2 separate regions of the Homo sapiens genome follow, and region 2 is linked to region 1. Evidence: chromatin contacts called from ENCODE Hi-C or POLR2A ChIA-PET data. All regions are on one chromosome and are shown on one strand. The core of a region is the stretch at or near the end of the contact, and the rest is flanking DNA. Distances in the headings are between cores, read along the strand shown. Region 1 holds the start of HMGN2 (high mobility group nucleosomal binding domain 2). Region 2 holds the start of SNHG3 (small nucleolar RNA host gene 3).

The links. Hi-C counts contacts between places; a loop is a spot of excess contacts on that map. ChIA-PET counts read pairs that join two places held with the same protein, here RNA polymerase II (POLR2A). Pooled maps may share reads with other maps.
Region 2: a loop to region 1 is called in a pooled map, with 7 times the contacts of the local background. The contact joins the promoter of SNHG3 here to the promoter of HMGN2 in region 1. A Hi-C loop is called at or near these places in 5 of 50 pooled maps. POLR2A ChIA-PET finds 5 or more read pairs at or near these places in 2 of 52 experiments (Caco-2 and activated T-cell).

Annotation. Positions count from the first base shown.
Region 1 is chr1:26,470,351-26,475,979 of GRCh38, reverse strand. HMGN2 (high mobility group nucleosomal binding domain 2) reads right to left here and starts at 3,540. Exons shown (of 6, transcript NM_005517.4): 1 at 3,353-3,540; 2 at 2,453-2,497; 3 at 2,248-2,277; 4 at 1,845-1,895; 5 at 1,313-1,408; 6 at 1-867. The coding sequence starts at 3,367. The coding sequence ends at 832. It overlaps DHDDS (dehydrodolichyl diphosphate synthase subunit), which reads right to left. Exons shown (of 9, transcript NM_205861.3): 9 at 4,674-5,629. RefSeq lists silencers at 2,816-2,985, 3,026-3,315, 3,576-3,845, 3,730-4,145 and enhancers at 3,515-4,224, 4,225-4,933.
Region 2 is chr1:28,503,174-28,508,802 of GRCh38, reverse strand. It overlaps SNHG3 (small nucleolar RNA host gene 3), which reads right to left and starts at 2,860. Exons shown (of 4, transcript NR_036473.1): 1 at 2,719-2,860; 2 at 2,476-2,583; 3 at 643-675. It overlaps RCC1 (regulator of chromosome condensation 1), which reads right to left and starts at 2,760. Exons shown (of 13, transcript NM_001381865.2): 1 at 2,719-2,760; 2 at 643-675. It overlaps SNORA73A (small nucleolar RNA, H/ACA box 73A), which reads right to left and starts at 1,438; the gene lies at 1,232-1,438. SNORA73B (small nucleolar RNA, H/ACA box 73B) reads right to left here and starts at 245; the gene lies at 41-245. RefSeq lists enhancers at 695-1,460, 1,652-1,946.

The sequences.
Region 1 (5,629 bases), core at 2,291-4,790:
GGCAGCATTCCAAGCCAAACTGTATCCAGCTTTATTAAAGATACTTTCCATAAACAATCATGGTATTTCAGGCAGGACATGGGCAGACAATCGTTAACAGTATACAACAACTTTCAAACTCCCTTCTTCAATGGACTACCAAAAATCAGAAAGCCACTATAAAACCCAATGAAGTCTTCATCTGATGCTCTGAACAGGGAAAGTTTAGAGTGAGGGTTGACATTTCACATTTAGCATGTTGTTTAACAACTTTTCACAAGCCGACCCTGACTTTCAGGAAGTGAAATGAAAATGGCAGAATTTATCTGAAGATCCACAATCTAGAAATGGAACCACTGCTCTTTTGACAGGTGCCATCTCAGTGGCATCACTGGAAAGTCCAGATTGCCTGACACACTGGTAACCAATGACTAGGGGTCAGGTCTCAACAGATGTCTGGGCTTAAGGGAGTTAAGTCTATGCTGAACGATGGAAAGGGAGAAGAGGACATAAAAACAAATTTGTTTTTCTATACCACAAGGCTTTTGTGCCAAGGTGGCCATGTGTGTCAAAGTCAGGGAATCCCTCCTCCTGGGAGCCAAGAGGAAGTCTCTCAAAACTAGAAGGGAAAGGTGTTTTCTCCACATCAATCCAGCTTTGGAGACATTCTATTAGTGACATATGCCCCTTCCCCCAAAAACAACAATGAAGTGTTCTGTGTGCTAACAACATAGCTTTTAAAAAAAAAAAAAAAGTAAAACAAAATTCTGCATTTTTATAAAACTTGATAAAAAATAGTATTTCAAACTGTACAGTCACCAGAAGTACACAGTTATCAAAAATGCACACACTTCACTTGGCATCTCCAGCACCTTCAGCTTTCTGTGCCTAAAAGAAAACAGACAAATTAATGCAATGCGTAGATTTCAAAACTATCTGTGTTCACATTCCACCTACAGCATCACTTTGCTCCCAGGCCAAAGTTCAGGTTTCAGGTACTGAGACTCAGTATTTCTTCTGAGAATGACTTACTAGGTAACTTTGCTAAGTCACCTCTCCTCTGGGCCTCACTGTAAAATTGAGGTAGGAAGAACACCAGAATAAGAGACCTGAGGTTACTCCTAGCTTGAAAACTTCATGTAGTATAAAACACAATGCCCTTCAGCTGACAGTAGAGATTTCAAGAATCCAGGATTTAAGTTAACAGGAAAGCCACAAGCACACTGGACCAAATGGTACATTTGGAGTGATACAAGAAAAGGGCAATTAAATTTTTGATATCAGCAACTAACTGAATGAACAAATCTAACAAAGGGTGAAACAGCAGTTATACCTGGTCTGTTTTGGCATCTCCATTTTCTGCAGGGTTATTCCCCTCCTTGCCAGCATCAGCTTTTCCCTTTTTCCCTTTGGGTACCTTCTCTCCCTTCTGAAAAAGGGGAAAAAATAGAACTGTTTCTCCCCATTTCGTATTACCAAGGTATGGTCTGCAAAGTTCTGCACAAGGTAGGATTGTTTACTCAAGATAAAACACAAACCCTCACCCATTTGACAAGAACAACTGATCAAAACTAGGCTAAATTATCTGTAATTTGCTATAATCTTTAGTACTTAGAATTTCCTAAGTAACAGAAGAATAAATTAGTTTAAACCCTGGGGTATTTAATATTTAAATGCAGATTTTCCTATAAACTAACAACAGAATTCTTGATCAGGAAACCAACGTTATGAATGACACGGACGAGGTAAGCTATCCACACAGTTTATAACCTCCATTAATGGAGGCACCATTATGCTAATTAAGTTAAGGCACTAAGGACAGTCCTCATTCTGTGAAAATGATCAGTTCCAATGTTAGCACTTACCTTTGCAGGGGCCTTTTTAGGCTTGGGCTCTGGCTTTGGAGGAGCAGGTTTCTTTTTTTGGCAGGAAGAGAGGAAAAAGTGAACATCAGTACAATGGACTGAAGAAAACCACCCACAACCAACCAAAAGTACCAAGGGTAGAGAAGTTTCTCCTCCTCCTCAAAAGTTTTTGTGGTTGGCTTTCTTCTAGAATGTTGGATTTCCAGAAGCCCACTCAAATGTCCCACTTTGGCTACAGGCATCAGAATTTCAGAACCAGCAAAACCCAAAGGGGCAAGAGTCCCAAGTAGAGGCAATGATTCAAAACCAGGCACTAACCATAATTCATGGAAGCAAAGGGAATTGTTTTTTGATGTTTTTTAGTTTCAGGGACAAGCACGAAAATTCAAAAGCATACACTTACAGCAGACAACCTCGCGGATCTTCTCTGTGGCTATTAAAGACAACGAGAAAGTTAGAAATAGGACAGGTAAGTCGCTTTGAAAGTTTGGTATCAATTTGCTCTAGATTATAGGAGTGTAAATTCAGGACACAGGTTACGGTTAATCACCGAGTCCAGTGGCCTCTGCTAGTCCAAGGCTTTGACCCTTGAAGAGAGAATGACTTACTTCGTCCTTCACCTTTGCTTTATCTCCCTTAGCATCCCCTTCAGCCTATAAGAAACAAGAACAAAAAACTGCAGATTTTGAGGTGGTTCTTAATTACTTCCCAAACTTTAGAGTGCTAAAAATGAAAATTAAAGCAGTCGTCCACACAACTTTTCTAGGACATAAATGAGTGAGCCCGACGTTCGTATAAGAACGAAGCGCGCGCAGGAGCTCCGGCTCGCCGACCCCGAGAAGCGAGGGCTGGACCGGAGCGCAGCCGGGGAGGGCAGCGGAGCCCGCACCACCGCGACAGGCAGGAGCAACAGCTGCAGATGGCGCAAACAAACCCCCTCCGGAGGCGGAGCCCAGCGCCGTTGCTATGGCAGCCGTCGAGGGCGGGAGAGGGAGGCGCGCGCAGCCCGGGGAACTCGTGGGCGGCGACAGCGCGCGTCTCGTGCGCGGGGAACGTGGGCGAGGGGGCGGGGCCATACCGCACAAGCCCCGCCCCTCACGGCGGCGGTTTTTTGGCGGCAGCGCTTTCCCCCGCCCGCCAACCCCGAGCGCCGCCTTCCCGCCCTTTCGGGTTTGAATTGCCCGCCCGCAGGGAGGGGAGGGAAGGGGCCCTCGCGATGGGGGAGGGGGCACGGGGCGGGGGCGGCGAGCCCGAGGAGAGCGGGATAAACAGCCGCCAACATGGCTCCTCCCGCCGCGGCCGCCGCTCCTCCAATATGGCCTCTGGCGCCCGCGGGCAGCCGAGCCGCTCAGGGTTAGCCCCGAGCTGCCCGACACCGTCTCCAGCCCCCGCGCGGGGAGGCTGCGCTGGCTCCTGCTCGGCGCCGATTCTCGCTCCCTGCACCAGGGAGGCGGCGGCGGCGGTGGCGGCAGTGGTGGCCCGGCGCCTGGGGCCCTCGCGCCACGTACCTTTCTCTTGGGCATGGTGGCGGCGGCGACGGCAGCGGGACGTAGGTGCTGGACGCGGGATGCAGCGGCGCGCGGGCTTTGGTCGGTCCGGGGGTCGTTCTCGCCTCTTCTTCACACTGCTCGGGCTCCGGGGGGTTTATAAAGTTTTTATAGCGCTGGGAGCCCCGGACCGGTTAGAACCGGATTTCACCTCCCGCCGCCGTTCATTGGCCCAGCTGGGGTCACGTGGGCGGGGTTTAAACTCACCTCCTCTGGAGGGAGTGAGGAGGGGGGTGTGTGGGGGGGGTAGTGCGCGGAGACGGCGGCGCGCCGAGGGGGTGGGGGCGCAGTCGGGGTGGCGCGCGTCGAAGGCAGTAAATGAGGAGGGGTGCGCGAGTCGGCGGGCTCCGGGTTCCGGCTCCCGCCAAGAGCTGTCTTTTGCAAACTAGCAAGTTCCTTCCACCTTATGCAACCCAGCAACCCACTTCTCCAAGCCGTGCGACACTCACGGCGCATCTCAGCGGCTTTCCTTCCTGCTCCCGCTGGGGGCCCCAGAAGAGGGGTTTGCGAGGCCTGGCTGCACTGCCCTGCTCCTCTGGAAGCAGGAGGAAGCGCGCGGCTGGAGGCACAGGCTGCAGTTCCCAGAGCCCAGGCTGACGCCAAAGTGGGAAAAAGGCGGGGAAACCAGCTTGGCGCAGCCGGACGTGCATCCTTCCGAGCTGCCACTTCGGAGAAGCCTTTCGTGCACCTCACCTGAAAGACGGTCCCACTCGAGGTGGGCTAGGGGTTTCAGGGGGAGACTTTCCATGCAGAGGTGCCTTTTGGGTGCCGTGGGTCAGGTAGGAGCTGTCCTTTCAGCACCCGTTGCGCAGCCGCCTCCCCAAATGCTATCGAAGCCCCCACCCCCAACTCCTCTCGGGTGGCTCCCTTAAGGTCCCTGTATTCCCAAACCTCCAGACCCCGCCACAGTATGGTGGAGAGCGGCCGTCGAGGTCTACCAGCACTCACTTCCCCCTACACTCTACCCCTCTCGGAGACATTTTGCCCAGCTGCCCAACCCGACGCGGCCACCAAGCCTGGGCACTGCAGCCGCAGCTGGCGAAATCCCTCCTTCCACACTGTCAAGCTGGCTGCCTTTCACTTGCGCGAGGAAAGGAGGGTGGAGGAAAGCGCCCGGGGATTAGGAAACAAGTAGAGGAACAGGTGGTGTGATGGCAAAAGGGCTCTTCCGGTGCCCCCTAGTCCAAAGCCAGGGTCTTGGAGCTAGCCAAGTGCACCTGAGGGAGGGTAGGCAATTGCAGCAGCAAAAGAAGGTGTTCTTCCGTTGCAGTTAGCAAACAAGTTTTACATCTAAGAATCTTTAAAAATTCTATTTGAGACCCAGCACACAAGAATACGATAGATGTCCTCAAATGGGGGCTTGGCTCACAGGTGGAAGGACACTAAATTGGTCCCATCTGATTTCTTGAGGCAAGGGTTGAACCTGGCTTGCACAAATCACACCTGTCCAAAGCAACCACGAGTTCTACTATTTTGCAGCCCTTGCTGCTGGGCGACGACGACGACCTCTCTGCCTCTTCTTTCCACCACTACATCGCCTCCTGGGGCAGCTTCTCCCTACTCCACCCTGTGTACCTTTCCCAGAATACAGAACCTCAGGCCAAAGAGAGATGCCAGCCCCATTAATCACCTCTACTGTACCCCAATCATATTACGGAAAGTCAGACCCAGGAGACAGGACTCAACAGCCACGCTCATAGGGCAGATTCCGTTTGCTGCCTCCAGCCCCTCATTCCCGCCTTAATTGTAGGGCTCTGCATTATAGCCGCATAATTCATGCCTCCCTAATTATGGCTGTCAACAGCCCCATTGTAAAGCTGTAAAATGTACAGCACCTGCTCTCCAGGAACCCTGTGCCAGGGATTGGTAGAGGGGAGTGCCAGGTGTGGATGGGGGCTTTGCCAAAGGGTTCACTGATTGGCTTCTCAATCGCCGTGTCTGGCATTTATGCTTGATTCTGGGAGCATGGACAATAGCCAAGAAGTCTCTTGCCGCCAGGTATCCCGGGACAGAAAGGGGAAGAGGCGGGTGGGGTATAGGAAAGTTAGGGGTTTCCTGTGTGCTCTTGCTACAACTTGCAAGATTTCACCTCTCCCCTAGAGGGAGCTGCTAGGGAAACAGCTTGCAGAAAGTAAAATGGGAAGTCTGGCATGGTGGCTCATGCCTGTAATCCCAGCACTTTGGGAGGGTGAGGCCGGCGGATCACCTGAGGTCAGGAGTTCGAGACCAGCCAGGACA
Region 2 (5,629 bases), core at 1,611-4,110, 2.0 Mb before region 1:
TCCTGAAGATCCTACTTCAACTTAAAATCTAGTATACTAGATATGTTTCCTGCATGGTTTGTCTCCCCAGTCATTGTCCACAGGACTCTGGGAAGCTGTAGGAATATGCAGGCGCAGACACGAGGCCCAGCTTCATCTTCAACGTTGTGGAAAGGGACTGTACATCATGGGGCAGAGCCCTAAGCTCCCCTATGCCACTTGGACAGAGCCTGGGGAGAGTGACCTCCCAGGGTATCCACGTTGGAATGCTCATTAGTGAGGAATTGGAGTAACCGACAAATCCAATATTGCTAATCACCCACAGTATTTTCAAGGGCTAGTATCTTTCTCAGCTCAGGCTACACATGTAGATAAAGCCAATTAGGCTTCCTACAGTTCACTAGGGCAGCTTTTACTACTTTGCACTTTTAATGAGCTGACTAAAAAAAGCAATTTTTACAGAACAGAGCATATGTTGAAGTTATGTCAACATGCCTACAAAAATGCAGCAAAGTCGATATTTGGCTATTGCTCTGAGAATGATTAAATGCCTCAGAGGTAAATCCTGACCAACTAGAATAAAAGTCTCTTCAATCCTATTTCCATTACAGAAATCATTGACAAAGAGCTGATAAGCAAAAAACAATTAGCAGATTTACTCACCAAATAAGAGTTACTTGGAATCCTTAACAAATCCTGCAAAACAAGATATTAATCTATTAGTACAGCAAAACCCTAAACTTTTTCAACGAGGGGCCTCATGCTATCGCCTGGGGTTGGAGTACAGTGGCACTGGAGTATAGGTTTGAGTATAGGTCACTCCTGGGCTCCAGCGATTCTCCTTCCTCCAGCTACCTATCATCATGCCTGGCTACTTTTTAGCCAATTTTTCTTAAACATGTATTAAGACTTCAATCCAGCCAGGTGTGGTGGCTCACGCCTGTAATCCCAACATTTTGGGAGGCCAGAGGCTGGCGGATCACAAGGTCAGGAGTTTGAGACCAGCCTGACCAACATGGTGAAACCCTGTCTTTACTAAAAATACAAAAATTAGCCTGGCGTGGTGGCGGGGGCCTGTAATCCCAGCTACTCAGGAGGCCAAGGCAGGAGAATCACTTAGCATAATCACTTGAACCCGGGAGGCAGAGGCAATGGAGTGCGCCACTGCACTCCAGCCTGGGCAACAGAGCGACTCCATCTCCAAAAAAAAAAAAAAAAAAAAAGACTTCAATCCAGATTCAGTGCTCTAGAAGGCTGTTTCCTGCATGGTTTGTCTCCCCAGTAATTGTCGACAGGACTCTGGGAAGCTGTAGGAATATGCAGGCGCAGACACGAGGCCCAGCTTTATTTCCAACGTTGTGGAAAGGGACTTGTACATCATGGGGCAGAGCCCTATGCTCCCCTACGCCACTTGGACAGAGCCCGGGGAGAGTGACCTCCCGGGTGTATCCACGTTGGACAATCAGTGTAACGCATAAATTTACAGAATCCAATAGGAAACAATTTCATCCATTCATGTTACTACAGATCTTAAACAAGAAAGCAAACGAGTTTCCACCCTGTCCACAGTGGGGTGTTAAAAAAAAATCGGTTTCTAGACTGGTAACATGCATATTCAGCTATTCTAATTACTTTACAATAGGCGGTTAGTACTATGTGGAAGGTACCGCAGAAGCAAAGACAACAATTAGGCCCAGCTATCCTAAATTCAAATGAAACACGTGGACTTGTTAATTACCCCCAAATCGGCCAGGCACGATGGCTCACGCCTGTAATCCTAAAAATATAAAAATAAAAATGACCCAAATCACAAAAATACGAGAAAGCATAATTACGAAACGCAATGCTTCCAAATTATGAAAATCTTCGGCCTGGCGTGGCGGACCACAAGGTCAGGCGTTGGAGACCAGCCTGGCCAACATGGTGAAATCCCGTCTCTACTAAAAATACAAAAATAAGCCAGGCGCGGTGGTACACGCCTGTAGTCCCAGCTACTCGGGAGGCTGCGGCAGGAGAATTGCTTGAGCCCAGCAGGCGGAGGTTGCAGTGGTGCGATCAAATAAAAAGAAAAATTGAGAAAATTCTTAAAGGCAAATGAGGATCCAGAATAAAACTGTGTGCAATTATATTGAGAACGACAATGTGCCTACTATGAGGCAGTAAGATAAACAGTGGGGGTGGCGGTGCACCTTCAGAGGCTCGCTGGGTCGGGCGGCAGCCCTGCGGGTCCCGAGGTCTCCATGGCCCACTTCTGGCCCAGGCCCGTCTAACGCGTACTTTAGAGTTGGGACCGATGCCGCCTAAGACACCCATATATAGTTTTAAATTACATGATTTCCGGCCAGGCGCGGTGGCTCACGCCTGTAATCCCAGCACTTTGGAAGGCCGAGGGTGGTGGATCACCGGAAATCAGGAGTTCAAAACCAGCCTGACCAACATAGCGAAACCCCGTCTCCACTAAGAATACAAAAATTGGCCGGGCGTGGTGGCACGTGCCTGTAATCCCAGCTGCTGGAGAGGCTGAGGCACGAGAATCGCTTGAACCCGGCAGGCGGAGGTTGCAACGAGCACTGCAGTCCAGCCTGAGTGACAAACCGACTCCGTCTCAAAAAAAAAAAAAAAGTAAATAAATAAAATACTATATGATCTTCCTAGGGAAGCTCGGCTACTGATCTATAGCATTAGACCCACAACTCCGGTGGCAAGCATCTGATCACACTTACCAAGGATCACACTTACCAAGGAGAAGAAGCGACCACTGCGAATCTGTCTCCAAAAAGGAGAGAGAAAACGCGAAGCATCCTTTTTAAACCTTACGAAGTGCCCGGAAGTCCTGGAATGTCTATTGCGCGTGCGCAGAAGCATGCGCAGTTAGAGAATCAGAAACTCACTGAGGCTTCTGGGAATCTACTGCAGATTGAGCCCCACCCCTTCCTGGCTGGGAGGCCTCTCGCGGTAGTGGATCCTTCCCGCGGGACCTTGCTGGGGAATGTACGTTACAGAAATAGGTTTGTAGGTATGTAGCTGCAGAGGACGTTTACTTCTGTGCAATCACTGGACTCAGTCTGTAGGATATGCCCTTAGATAAACTGGCCAAAAAGTTTTTGGAAGAGTCGAACGCGGTGGCTCACGCCTGTGATTACAGCAGCTCTGAAGGCCGTGAGGGGCGGATCGCTTGAGGCCAGGAGTTCGAGACCGGCCTGGGCATCATGGCGAAACCCCGTCTCTACAAAAAATACAGAACATAAGCCAGGCATGGTGCCGCGCACCTCCAGTCCCAGCTACTCGGGAGGCTGAAGCATGAGAATCGTTTGAACCTGGGAGGCGGTGGTTGCAGTGAGCCGAGATCGCGCCGATGCACTCCATCCTGGTCGACAGAGCGAAACTCTCTCTCCAAATAAATAAGTAAAACGTTGGAATAATAAGAATGCAGAATGAAAAAAATACATATAGAGAAATACGGAGTATCAAAAGGAATTGAATCTGCTCTGTCACCTGTGAAAGAAATAATTTGATAAATGTGAAGGTAAATAAGATGAAAGTGCCCCTAGACGAATCAGATAAAAGTTTAAAAACTCCAGGCCTGGCCCGGATAAAAATAAATAAAAATAAAAAATAAAAAACTCCATTGCACAACAGTGTGAATGAATGTAATTAAAAGCACTGCCCTATACTCTTTCTTTTTTTTTCGAGATGGAGTTTTGCTCTGTCACCCAGGCTAGAGTGGAATGGCGCGGTCTCGGCTCACTGCAACCCCGGCCTCCCGGGTTCAAGCGATTCTCCTGCCTCGGCCTCCCCAGTAGCTGGGATTACAGGCGCCCGCCACCGTGCCTGGCTAATTTTTGTATTTTTAGCAAGACGGGGTTTCACCATCTTGGCCAGGCTGGTCTCGAACTCCTGACCTCAAGCAATCCACCCGCCTCGGCCTCCAAAGTGCTGAGATTACAGGCATGAGCCAGCGCACCTGGACTTTTTTTTTTTTTTTTTTTTTGAGACGGAGTCTCGCTCTGTCGCCCAGGCTGGAAGGAAGTGGTGTGATCTCGGCTCACTGCAACCTCCACCTCCCAGGTTCAACCAGTTCTCCTGCCTCAGCCTCCCGAGTAGCTGGGACTATAGGCATGCCACCATGCCCGGCTAATTTTTGTATTTTTAGTAGAGACCGGGTTTCACCATGTTGGCCAGGCTGCTCTCGAACTCCTCACCTCAAGTGATGCCCGCCTTGGCCTCCCAAAGTACTGGGATTACAGGCCTGAGCCACCACACCTGGCCCCCTATACATTTTAAACTAGTTAAAAATGGCAAGTTTTATGTATATTTTACCACACACAAAACCCTCTGAATATGAAGTAGGCAAGTAAAGAATGCTTACGATATATATACATAAGAAATGTTGCAAATATGATGGAATTTTTAGTGTGGTGTAAGGTGGAAAAACGTTGGCTAGAGAGACAGAGCTATCACAGCTGGGCTATCTTGAGTAGTAACGTTTATGGTGTTCCTCCTACATATTAGATTTTGTTCTGAATGCTTTATTACGTACATTATTTACTATCGCAGCAATTCTTTTTTTTTTTTTTTTTGAGATGGAGTCTTGCTCTGTTGCCCAGGCTGGAGTGCAGTGGCTCGATCTTGGCTCACTGCATTCTCTGCCTCCTGGGTTCAAGCAATTCTCCTGCCTCAGCCTCCCGAGTAGCTGGGACTGCAAGCAAGTGTCACCATGCCCCACCAATTTTTGTATTTTCAGTAGAGACGGGGTTTCACCATATTGGCCAGGGTGGTCTTGAACTCCTGACCACGTGATCTGCCCGCCTTGACCTCCCAAAGTGCTGGGATTACAGGCATGAGCCACCGTGCCCGGCCTACAAATTTTTTTTTTTTTTTAGATGAAGTCTCACTCTGTCCCCCAGGCTGGAGTGTAGTGGTGCGATCTCGGCTCACTGCAACCTCCGCCTCTCAGGTTCAAGCAATTCTCCTGCCTCAGCCTCCTGAGTAGCTGGGATTACAGGCGCCCGCCACCATGCCCAGCTAATTTTTGTATTTTTAGTAGAGACGGGTTTTCAGCATGTTGGTCAGGCTGGTCTTGAACCCCTGACCTCATGATCCACCTGCCTCGGCCTCCCAAAGTGCTGGGATTACAGGCTTGAGCCACTGCGCCCGACCCCGGCCTACAAAATTTTAAAAAAAATGTTAGCTGAGTGTAGTGGCACATTCCTGTAATCCTAGCTACTTATGAGGTGTGAGGATCACCTGAGCCCAGGAGATGGAGGCTGCAGTGAGTCGTGATCATGCCACTGCACTCCAGCCTGGGCAACAGAGCAAGAACCTATCTCAAAAAAAAAAAAAAAAAAAAAAAAAAAAGACATTTCTGATGTAGGGTTTGTCGTCCCACTGGAATTGCAAGGTAAGAGAAGAACTTGAGGATACCAGAGTTTCAGGCTTAGGAGGCTGAACATACTATGGTCTCTAACCTTGATAAGTGGAAATGCAGGCAGTGGGGGAGGAGTAATGTCCACATTGGAGTATATACGAGTTACCTGAGTAACATCTGGTTGTATATAAGTCCAAAGAGCAATTAGATATATGGGGTTGGGCTTCCTGTAAGAAATCTGAGTTGGTGATAAAATATTTAGAAGTTGTAAGAATTAGCATG